Regions from separate parts of the Homo sapiens genome. Here region 1 is linked to region 2. A link is a loop called in an ENCODE intact Hi-C map of the cell type or tissue named here. Cell type or tissue: endothelial cell of umbilical vein. All regions are shown on one strand. Links, peaks and the distances in the headings refer to the core of each region. The heading gives the core; the rest is flanking DNA. Region 1 overlaps USP18 (ubiquitin specific peptidase 18). Region 2 overlaps PEX26 (peroxisomal biogenesis factor 26).

Evidence for each region. A loop is a pair of places that touch in the nucleus more often than their neighbours do. Peaks named below come from ENCODE experiments on the same cell type or tissue, not always from the same donor. Only the 100,000 strongest peaks of a DNase experiment are listed, where the experiment ranks them.
Region 1: it touches region 2 in a loop (4-fold over the local background); 12 of 110 quality-filtered maps call a loop at or near these places.

What each region holds. Positions count from the first base shown.
Region 1 is chr22:18,154,279-18,159,647 of GRCh38, forward strand. USP18 (ubiquitin specific peptidase 18) reads left to right here. Exons shown (of 11, transcript NM_017414.4): 2 at 3,280-3,542. The coding sequence starts at 3,386. Among named protein-coding and RNA genes, the nearest start is that of USP18, 6.8 kb to the left of the region's middle. RefSeq lists an enhancer at 1,044-1,545. In endothelial cell of umbilical vein, for the core only: a CTCF peak has its summit at 3,046; a DNase peak (open chromatin) is centred at 3,183; H3K27ac peaks cover 1,176 bases.
Region 2 is chr22:18,089,685-18,095,053 of GRCh38, forward strand. PEX26 (peroxisomal biogenesis factor 26) reads left to right here. Exons shown (of 5, transcript NM_001127649.3): 5 at 1-5,369. Among named protein-coding and RNA genes, the nearest start is that of PEX26, 14 kb to the left of the region's middle. RefSeq lists enhancers at 2,009-2,068, 2,089-2,298. In endothelial cell of umbilical vein, for the core only: a CTCF peak has its summit at 2,732; a DNase peak (open chromatin) is centred at 2,737; H3K4me3 peaks cover 574 bases; H3K27ac peaks cover 1,410 bases.

The sequences.
Region 1 (5,369 bases), core at 259-5,258, 65 kb after region 2:
GAAAGGCACTTACTTCTTTGTATCTCAGTTTTCTCATCTGTCAAATGGAAATATAACAGTAATTAATTCACATGGCTGTGTAAGGATAAATAAGACAGTACATATAAAAGGCTTTCACCTTTTATAAGAAATAGTGCTTCGATGTTACCCATTATTATTATTTTATTTCATCTTATTTATTTATTTAGATACAAGGTCTCATTTGTTGCCCAGGCTGGAGTGTAGTGGCACAATCATAGTTCAGTGCAGCCTCAAACTCCTGGCCTCAAGTGATCCTCCTCCTTCACCCTTCTCAGTATTTGGGGCCACAGGCGTGCACCACTATGACCATCTAAATTTTTTTTTAGAGATGGGGTCTCAGTATGTTGCCCGGGCTAGTCTTGAACTCCTGGGCTCAAGTGATCCTCCCACCTCAGCCTCCCAAACTGCTGGGATTACAGGCCTGAGCCACCATGCCAGGCCTCATCTCTATATCTTTAGGGTTAGTCACTGGCACCTTAATTTGTTCATTTGGTGATGTCATGTTTCTCTGATTGACCTTGATCCTTATGGCTGTGTGTCAATGTCTGTGCATTGACATAGGTACCTAAGCCAGTCTTCATTGCCTGGCTTTGTTTGGGCTCGTCTTTCATCAGGAAACCCATAGGAGATTAGGGAGAGGCTGATTGGTCAGGACCCTAAGCCCATGACTGCTTCAGCTGTTGTAGTGCTGGGGGGTGCTCTAAGCCCAGCATCACTGTGGTTGGAATTCTTTGGCCACTGAGGCTGACACAGCCCTGGGTTATGCCTGAAGGCCATAGCTGCCGAGACTGGCACAGCACTGGGGCACGCCCAAGACCCACAGCTGTGATGGCGTGCTTGCTGCTGCTGAAGTTATTCAGGGCCCAGGGCCACTGTAGTTGTCAGGTAGTGATGTGGGCCAGATCGCCAGTCCCTGTTACTGGGGCTGTGGGTTCTCATCTGGCACTAGGGTGGGGTGAGATCTGCCTGTGGGTACTGGTCTAGTATCAGGGTGATGAGGCTCTGCCCAGTACTGGGTTTTACTGTAGTGAGCCTAGTCCTGGTGACAGGTGACAGCGTGCTGGCAGCCATCACAGCCCTCGCTCGCTCTCGGTGCCTCCTCGGCCTTGGCGCCCACTCTGGCCACGCTTGAGGAGCCCTTCAGCCCACCGCTGCACTGTGGGAGCCCCTTCCTGGGCTGGCCGAGGCTGGAGTGGGCTCCCTTAGCTTGCGGGGAGGTGTGGAGGGAGAGGCAGGGGCGGGAACTGGGGCTGCACGCGGTGCTTGTGGGCCAGCGCGAGTTCCGAGTGGGCGTGGGCTCGGCGGGCCCGCACTCGGAGCGGCCAGCCGGCCGGCCTGCAAGCCCCAGGCAGTAAGGGGCTTAGCACTTGGGCCAGCAGCTGCTGTGCTCGATTTCTCGCCGGGCCTTAGCTGCCTCCTGGCAGGGCAGGGCTCGGGACCTGTAGCCCGCCATGCCTGAGCCTCCCCACCCCGCAGCCATGGGCTCCTGTGCGGACCAAGCCTCCCCGACCAGCGCCGCTCCCGGCTCCACGCCGCCGAGTCCCACCGACCACCCAAGGGCTGAGGAGTGCGGGCGCACGGCGCGGGACTGGCAGGCAGCTCCACCTGCGGCCCAGGTGTGGGATCCACTGGGTGAAGCCAGCTGGGCTCCTGAGTCTGGTGGGGACTTGGAGAATCTTTATGTCTAGCTAAGGGATTGTAAATATACCAATCGGCACTCTGTATCTAGCTCAAGGTTTGTAAACACACCAATCAGCACCCTGTGTCTAGCTCAGGGTTTGTGAATGCACCAGTCGACCCTCTGAATCTAGCTACTCTGGTGGGGACTTGGAGAACCTTTGTGTCCACACTCTGTATCTAGCTAATCTAGTGGGGACGTGGAGACGTTTTGTGTCTAGCTCAGGGATTGTAAACACACCCATCAGCACCCTGTCAAAACGGACCAATCAGCTCTCTGTAAAACAGACCAATTGGCTGTCTATAAAATGGACCAATCAGCAGGATGTGGGTGGGGCCAGATAAGAGAATAAAAGCAGGCTGCCCGAGCCAGCAGTGGCAACCTGGTCAGGTTTCCTTCCATGCTGTGGAAGCTTTGTTGTTTCATTCTTTGCAGTAAGTCTTGCTACTGCTCACTCTTTGGGTCCACACTGCCTTTATGAACTGTAACACTCACCGCGAAGGTCTGTAGCTTCACTCCTGAAGCCAGCAAGACCACAAACCAACCAGGAGGGACTAACAACTCCAGACGCGCTGCCTTAAGAGCTGTAACACTCACCGTGAAGGTCCGCAGCTTCGCTCCTGAAGCCAGCGACACCACGAACCCACCGGGAGGAACGGACATCTCCAGATGCGCCGTATTAGGAGCTGTAACACTCACCGCGAAGGTCTGCAGCTTCACTCCTGAGCTAGCGAGACCACAAACCCACCAGAAGGAAGAAACTCCGAACACATCCGAACATCAGAAGGAATAAACTGCGGACATGCCCCCTTTAAGAACTGTAACACTCACTGCGAGGGTCCACGGCTTCATTCTTGAAGTCAGTGAGACCAAGCACCCACCAATTCCGGACACACTGGGTTCCAAGGCGAAGTACTCCACTTACCTCTTCTTCCCCCAAGCAAACAGTGTCTCTCTTCACACAGCTGTGCTGGGTTGGGGGAGGGTACACGGGTACCCCTATGGCCACTGAGGCTGAGACAATATTGAGTCACACCCCCAGAATTCATGCCATGAGACCAGCCCAGCACCAGGATGTGCCTAAGGCCGACAGGTAGCTACAGCCTGCCTGCAGCTAAGGTTTATCTGACTGCTGCAGCTGGCCGGCAGTGTTGCGGGCCAGAACACGAGGCTGTTCTGCCAGGGCCGCAGGTCCCCTTGGGTGTTGGGCGGGTTGAGAGGCTTCCCCTGTATGCCAGCCTGGCATCAGGGGCTGAGAGTTCTTGCTTAGTGCTGGCTTTTTACTGAAGTGGGCCTGGTCCTGGGTTGTAAAGCAAAGTCCTATGCGCGCTTCCCTGTCCTTTCCCAAGAGGGCGCTCCCGGTTAGGATTTGGCAGTCGGCTCTGAGGATGAATGGAAACGCCTGGGACCCAGGTTAGGGGATGTGTAGCCTAGCTGTCATTTCCAGCCTAGAGCTCTATGAGTCAGTCTCCCCAAACATTTATCTCCCTCTAAGACCTGCTCTTTGGCATCAGAACGGATTACATGAATACACATTCCTCCTTCTCTAATTCTTGCCTACCCGCATTGTATTTTCACAGAGATTCCATCGTGCCTGGCTCACATAAGCGCTTCCTGGAAGTGAAGTCGTGCTGTCCTGAACGCGGGCCAGGCAGCTGCGGCCTGGGGGTTTTGGAGTGATCACGAATGAGCAAGGCGTTTGGGCTCCTGAGGCAAATCTGTCAGTCCATCCTGGCTGAGTCCTCGCAGTCCCCGGCAGATCTTGAAGAAAAGAAGGAAGAAGACAGCAACATGAAGAGAGAGCAGCCCAGAGAGCGTCCCAGGGCCTGGGACTACCCTCATGGTCATTAGACCCCTCCCGTTTTCCTCTTCTTGACTGCATGTAAATGTTCGGCTCACCCCCTCCGCTCTGAAGCCGCAGAGCTTTGTATTCGACGGCTCATGCTTTCCTGTGCCTGAGTTTCTGCATCTTTTAGATGGGGATACAGCCTGGGCCATAGTGAAACCCTATCTGTAAAAAACAAAAACAAGGTCGGGCGCGGTGGCTCATGCCTGTAATCCCAGCAGTTTGGGAGGCCGTGGCAAGTGGATCATGAGGTCGGGAGTTTAAGACCAGCCTGGCCAAAATGGTGAAACCCCGTCTCTACTAAAAATACAAAAATTAGCTGGGCGCAGTGGCAGGTGCCTGTAATCCCAGCTACTTAGGTGGCTGAGGCAGGAGAATTGCTTGAACCTGGGCGGCAGAGGTTGCAGTGAGCTGAGATCACGCCACTGCACTCCAGCCTGGGTGACAGAGTGAGACTCTGTCTCAAACAAACAAACAAACAAATGGGGGTAATAATAGTACCAAGCACATAGGGTTGTTGGGAGGATTAAATGGGGTCATCTGTGGAAACTGCTTTAAGCCAGTGCTGGGATTCTAGAGGCACTTAGCATTAGTTCCCATCTTTACTGCTACCTTTGTATGGGTCTGTCTGGAAGCAATGTGCTCCTGATAGTCTGGGAGTAGAAATCTGTGCTCACCTGTGACCCCAGGTTGTTACTTTCTTACTGTCCTATCTTGTAAGCCAAAGCCCTTTCCCCAAGAATCCTGAGATTAGTGGTACTTCCCTTGTGGGGTCTGCTGAGCCTAAGGTTGGGTTGGAAAAGAGGAGGTTGGTTGCTAGGGGTCAGACAAATGTTATCTTTTGTTTTTCTCGTATTCTTATAAGTTCCTTCTGCCTTTCAGCCTCTCAGGGTGACACTGGATTAGGTGAATCTTCCCCAAAGTAACCTTCTGATTTATTTCCTGCCTCCCTGTAGTGGGAACTGGGCAGAGACCTCTCCGCTGGACTCCAACATAGACATACTGGGGAGTCCCTCTTATCCCTGAGCCCCACAGATGCACATTTGGACTTAGCTCCGTGGAGAACGATTTGAATGAAAGGAAGCCATATTCTCAGTTATGCTTTCTCTAATGTTTTTTTTTCTCTCCCAACAATTGCTCATACTACTCATTTGGCAGTGAGTAATATATACTTTTGGTGACATCTCACTTTTCCTAATGGACTATATTAAAACTTTTCTTGTTATCGAACTTTTTGTGTGTGTGTGTGTGAGATGGAGTTTTGCTTTGTCGCCTAGGCTGGAGTGCAGTGGCACGATCTTGGCTCACTGCAACATCTGCCTGCCAGGTTCAAGCAGTTCTCCTTCCTCAGCCTCCCGAGTAGCTGGGATTACAGGCATGCACCACCACACCCGGCTAATTTTTGTATTTTTAGTAAATATGAGGTTTTACCATGTAGGCCAGGCTGGTATTGAACTCCTGACCTCAGGTGGTCTTCCCGCCTCGGCCTCCCAAAGTGCTGGGATTACAGGTGTGAGCCACTGTGCTTGGCCCTTGTGATAGAGCTTTTTAAAGATTCATGTTTGATATCTTCTCTCCGATTTGTTTGCAAGCTGAATGAACACTTCGTACTTGAGAGACTTTACAGGACTTCATGTCCTTAGTAGCTTTAAGAAAAACATTAGATTTTTGTCAACTTTTTTTTTTTTTTTGAGACAGAATTCCACTCTTGTTGCCCAGGCTGGAGTGCAGTGGCATGATCTTGGCTCACTGCAACCTCTGCCTCCTGGGTTCAAGCAATTCTCCTGCCTCAGCCTCCCAAGGAGCTGGGACTACAGGCACCTG
Region 2 (5,369 bases), core at 164-5,163:
TTTCTTTTGTTTTGTTTGTTTGTTTGTTTGTTTGTTTTTGAGATGGAGTCTCTGTCACCCAGGCTGGAGTGCAGTGGCGTGATCTCAGCTCACTGCAAGCTCCGCCTCCCGGGTTCATGCCATTCTCCTGCCTCAGCCTCCCGAGTAGCTGGGACTACAGGTGCCCACCACCTCGCCTGGCTAATATTTTTGTATTTTTAGTAGAGTCTGGGTTTCACTGTGTTAGCCGGGATGGTCTCGATCTCCTGAACTTGTGATCCACCCACCTAGGCCTCCCAAAGTGCTGGGATTACAGGTGTGAGCCATCGCGCCCGGCCAACTTTTCTTTAGAAAAATGAGTAAAGTAGGTAAACTTCACAGGCCCCTTAGAATTAAATCCTTAGGGCATGGTTCAAGTCTGTAGGAAGCAAATCTATACTTTTTTATATGGGCTTTTAAGTAAAGCTTAGAACCCTGGGGGGAGAAAAGCAGTCAGGTGAGGTTTGAGATTCCTTCTATAGAATGATTTCTTAAAATGAAAATCTGGGCCCACTTAACTACCCTAGATAAAACGCTTCAATGGCTTCCCATGGCTCACTGGATAACATCTAAATTCTTCATGGAATTGAAGGCCCCTATGTGCTGGTTTTGGCTAAGATCTCCCCTTTGATGTGGGTCCCCTGTTGATTATATGTGCGGCCTTCCAGCTGCCCACCATCACAGCTACAGCTCGCTCCCCTTGGCCTCTGTGCCTTGGCTCGCACTGTTCCTACTGAAGGCCTAGCACCTGCTCTTGGCCTGGTGAGCCCCTCCACCTTCCAGGCTTACTCAAAGAATTCTTTCTGCCCCTCCCTGTGTCCCGGGACCTGTTTCATATCGCTTCTGTGGTCGTGACCCCATGGTCTTGTAATTGTGAACTTCTTTGCTGCCCCTTCGAAGCTGGGGAGTGCTTGTTGCAGATGCATCCAAGAGGGGTAATTGCGTATCAACAGTGGATTTGCTGGTTGTTTCTACAGGGTTCTGAAGCATGCAACATAGAACAGATACCTTTAAATTTAGGGGCGCTAAGGAAAGCAGGAACCAGTAATCCTCTTCTGTGGTGGGATGGGAGGGTGGGGGAGAGGGGTGGAATGGAGAGGAAACAGGCTATTGTTGGCCAGCCCTGGGTGGAGGTGGGTGCAAGCAGGACAGATAGTGCCTGGGGGTGGGGGCGGAGGGTTCGCCTCTAGGAAGGGGCTAGAAGGGATGAGGAAATAGTTCATAGCTTCGTGCAGGTGATCCCTATTCTGCGTGTATGTGTTTGCACATGAGTGTTTGTAGACCATAGACCATTAAAAAATACGGAATTCAAAAGTTACAAAAAGGGTATTCTTGGAAAAGAAAGTTGTTTTTTTTTAGTCTTGCTGTGTTGCCCAGGCTGGACCTGAACTCCTGGGCTTGAGCAAGTCTTCCCCTCAGCCTCTGGAGTAGCTGGGCCTACAGTGTGTGCTGCCACACCCAGCTAATACAGTCTTTCTACTCCCGCTCTCTATTCCCCAGTTTCTTGCCCAGAGGCAACCCTTGCCAGTCTGTTTATCCCTCCAGATACAGTCTCTGATAGTAAACTTTTCTTTCTCTTACACAAATGATAGTAGTCACATACACTACACACACTGTGCCACGTTTAAAAAGAAAAAAAACAATTCTCGGCTGGGCGCGGTGGCGCATGCCTGTAATCCCAGCACTTTGGGAGGCCAAGGTGGGTGAATCACCTGAAGTCAGGAGTTCGAGATCAGCATGGCCAACATGGTGAAACCCCATCTCTACTAAAAATACAAAAAAAAAATGAGCCGGGCATGGTGGTGGGTACCTGTAATCCCAGCTACTCAGGAGGCTGAGGCAGGAGAATCACTTGAACCCGGGAGGCAAGGGTTGCAGTGAGCTGAGATCGCGCCATTGCACTCCCACCTGGGCAACAAAGAGTGAAACTTGGTCTCAGAAACGAAACAAAACACAAAAACCTTTCTCAGTCCCAGCATATGTGGAGCAGCCTCATTCTTCATAGCTGTGTGTCATTCCGTTGCGTGATGGGGTCACAGAGCACAGACCTGGTGCCCTTTTCCTTTTTAATATGTGGAAACCCCTCCATGCTTTCCAAAGCCTACAAGTACAGCAGCCCCAAGTTTAGGGTGAGCAGCAGTGGTCAGAGCTCTTTACTATTACTTTTGGGCAAACGCAAGCCAGGCTGGCAACCACCACTGCCGCCGAGGGGAGATACAAGCAGGCCAGTTCACACTCTGGACGTTCAGTTTCTTTCTACATCTAGAAGGTGGCCTCTGCTATCCACTTAAAGCAGCCCAAGGAACTGTCAGAAAGCGAAAGTGATGACATGAACCGCGAGTAGGGCACCTCCCTGTGCCGTCGTCTGCTTTCCTTCCTCCCTCCCAGCCTCCCTGTGCCGTCCTCTGCTTTCCTCCCTCCCAGCACGGAAAAGCCGTGGGGCCGATGGACTTTGGCCTCACATCCACAGATGGGGCCTGTGGGAATTCTACTGATTTACTCTCTGGCCTAGTCAAGCAACCCACCCACGGCCTGGCCAAGGTCGGCCTCACCGCCCTGGCCTAGCACCTTTGGAAACTGAATACATGGAGTGTTAACCAGAAAAATGTCTGGCCCTTTTGCCTCGCTGCCTCTGGAAACCTCAGTGTTTCGGGCTGGTAGGAAGCTACAGGACAGACAGTGGGCACGGTGCCTAGCAGCCTGTCGCGCCCCCGCCCGCCTCTGCATTCCTCCAGCGGTGGTGTACGGATCCAGACATTGTTTGCCACCTCTAGGCCTCTTGATAAAACAGCAAGTATTTTTCTTGTCTTAAAGCAATGCATGTATATTTTAGAAAATATTAATTGCATAGAAGGAAATACAGGACTCGTGATCCCACCACTCAGAAATAATTACTATTAATACGGTTGATTTTCTTTCAGCTTTTTTCCCCCTAATTAATTAACTAATTCTTTTTTTTCCTGCAACTCCTGCTTCACAGACTTTTTTTTTTTTTTTAACTTGGCATGGTGGCTCACACCTATAATCCCAGCACTTTGGGAGGCCAGAGTGGGAGGATTGCTTGAGCCTAGGAGTTCAAAGCTAGCCTGGGCAACCTAGTGGGACCCCATTTCTTTTTTTTGGGGGGGGGGTGGGTTATAAAAGCCCTTTTATAAAGCCAATTTTAAACAAGAAAAAAACAAAAAGTTTACAAAAGAAAAAAAGATACAGAAAAAGAATAACTTGCTTCATATGTCCCAAAAAGAGAAAAAAATAAACGGGACAATGCCAACATGCTCAACAATAAAGGGTTCTTTTTCTTACTTTTTTAATACAAAATACAAGCAAAGGATACACATACTTAAAACAGAGCTCAGGAGCAGACACGCAGTCCTGGGAACCCTTCAATAAGAGCAAAGCAGGAGTTTGTTTTTTCTTTGTGCAGATACATACAGAGACTGGGATATGTAAAAATTAAGTATCACAAAAGACCATCACACGATTCTACCAATGCATGTTGCATCTATAATTCACGAACATGGTCAACAAGATCATGTTCACTTCAACCCCATTTCATTTAAATTAAAGAAAAAAACCTGGCCGGGCGCGGTGGCTCACGCCTGTAATCCCAGCACCTTGGGAAGCCGAGGCAGGTGGATCACGAGGTCAGGAGATCGAGACCATCCTGGCTAACACGGTGAAATCCCATCTCTACTAAAAAAATACAAAAAATTAGCCGGGCGTGGTGGCGGGTGCCTGTAGCCCCAGCTACTCGGGAGGCTGAGGCAGAAGAATGGCGTGAACCCAGGAGGCGGAGCTTGCAGTGAGCCTAGATGGCGCCACTGCACTCCAGCCTGGGGGACAGAGCAAGACTCCGTCTTAAAAAAAAAAAAAACAAAAATAAACCTTTTAAATAAAGTGGTTACATTCTAACTTTAACTTCCTTAGTACCATGCTGCAGGTTTCAGCACTGTTAAGGTATTGCAAGAATGCCCAACCCTCTGGTGTCTGATTGTGTATCTAGCAACATTGCAGTATGAAGAAAAGAGATGCCCCGGGTACGACCCCATTTCTATTAAAAATAAATGTAAACACCCAACCCTCTTGGCAGCCCATGCACTTGAGAACCTGTAGAAAATGGCAGTGTGCAACCAGCATGGCTGCGAGCTCAGCGTCTTCACTAGAGAGAGTGGAGGTGGTTAGGAAAGGGCAGGCGGGAAGGGGCCATGTTGGCCGGACAACTGCAGGTGAAGATGGGATTGTGAAGTACAGTCCAAGGCCCACTCACCAAGGGCTGGATCCAAATATGTGGGGTTGGGATTCTGTGACCTACTTCCAATTTTAATATTGACCTGAGCTCATATTTAGCTCTACATGTTTCCCAGCTCGTATTTTCCAACAGCCCCTTTAAAACTTTTAGCATCCTCTTGTCACTTTTGTACTATCCAAGGTGGGACGGACAGGTGTCAGATAATAGCAGAGACTTGGTGAAGAAATGAAAGCACTTTTGTAGAAGAGTGTCATTTCAGAAAAAAGCCTTTTTTTTTTGAGATGGAGTCTCGCTCTGTCACCCAGGCTGGAATGCAGTGGCGTGATCTCAGCTCACTGCAAGCTCCGCCTCCTGGGTTCACACCATTCTCCTGCCTCAGCCTCCCGAGTGGCTGGGACTATAGGCGCCCGCCACCACGCCTGGCTAATTTTTTGGTATTTTTAGTAGAGACTGGGTTTCACCGTGTTAGCCAGGATGGTCTCGATCTCCTGACCTCGTGATCCGCCTCCCACAGTGCTGGGATTACAGGCGTGAGCCACGGCACCTGGAGAGAAAAAAGCTTCTTTAATGACGACCTCAACATAATTTACATGGAGAAGTTTCTTAGGTGGAAAACCGATTTGTATGGTCCTCAGAATGTAACCTACAGGTTCTTGCCCTCAGAAAAATGCATGCATACTTTTATGTTACAGGCTTATTTTCCAAATGCGGTAGAGGGCCATCCCTTCTTTGGCTTCTTGCCTTGTCTCTGACCCCACTGACTGCCCCTTTTCTGCCTCCATAGCTAGTTTCTTATTTTCCTTTGGCTTTTTTTTTCTTTTCTTTTCTTTTCTTCTTTTTTTTTTTGAGATGGAATCTTGCTCTTGTCACCTAGGCTGGAGTGCAGTGGTGCGATCTCGGCTCACTGCACCCTCCTCTTGGGTTCAAGCCAGCGAGGTAGATATTATCATTTTAGAGACAGCAAAACAGACTCAGAGGGGCTAATGTGCCCAGTGCCCCACCGCTTTTAAATGGTAGAGCTGGGATTTGAATCTAGGCATACAGGTACCAGGATTTCTGTTCTTATCTCCCCCATAGCACCTGGAATGAGGCCATCCATGTA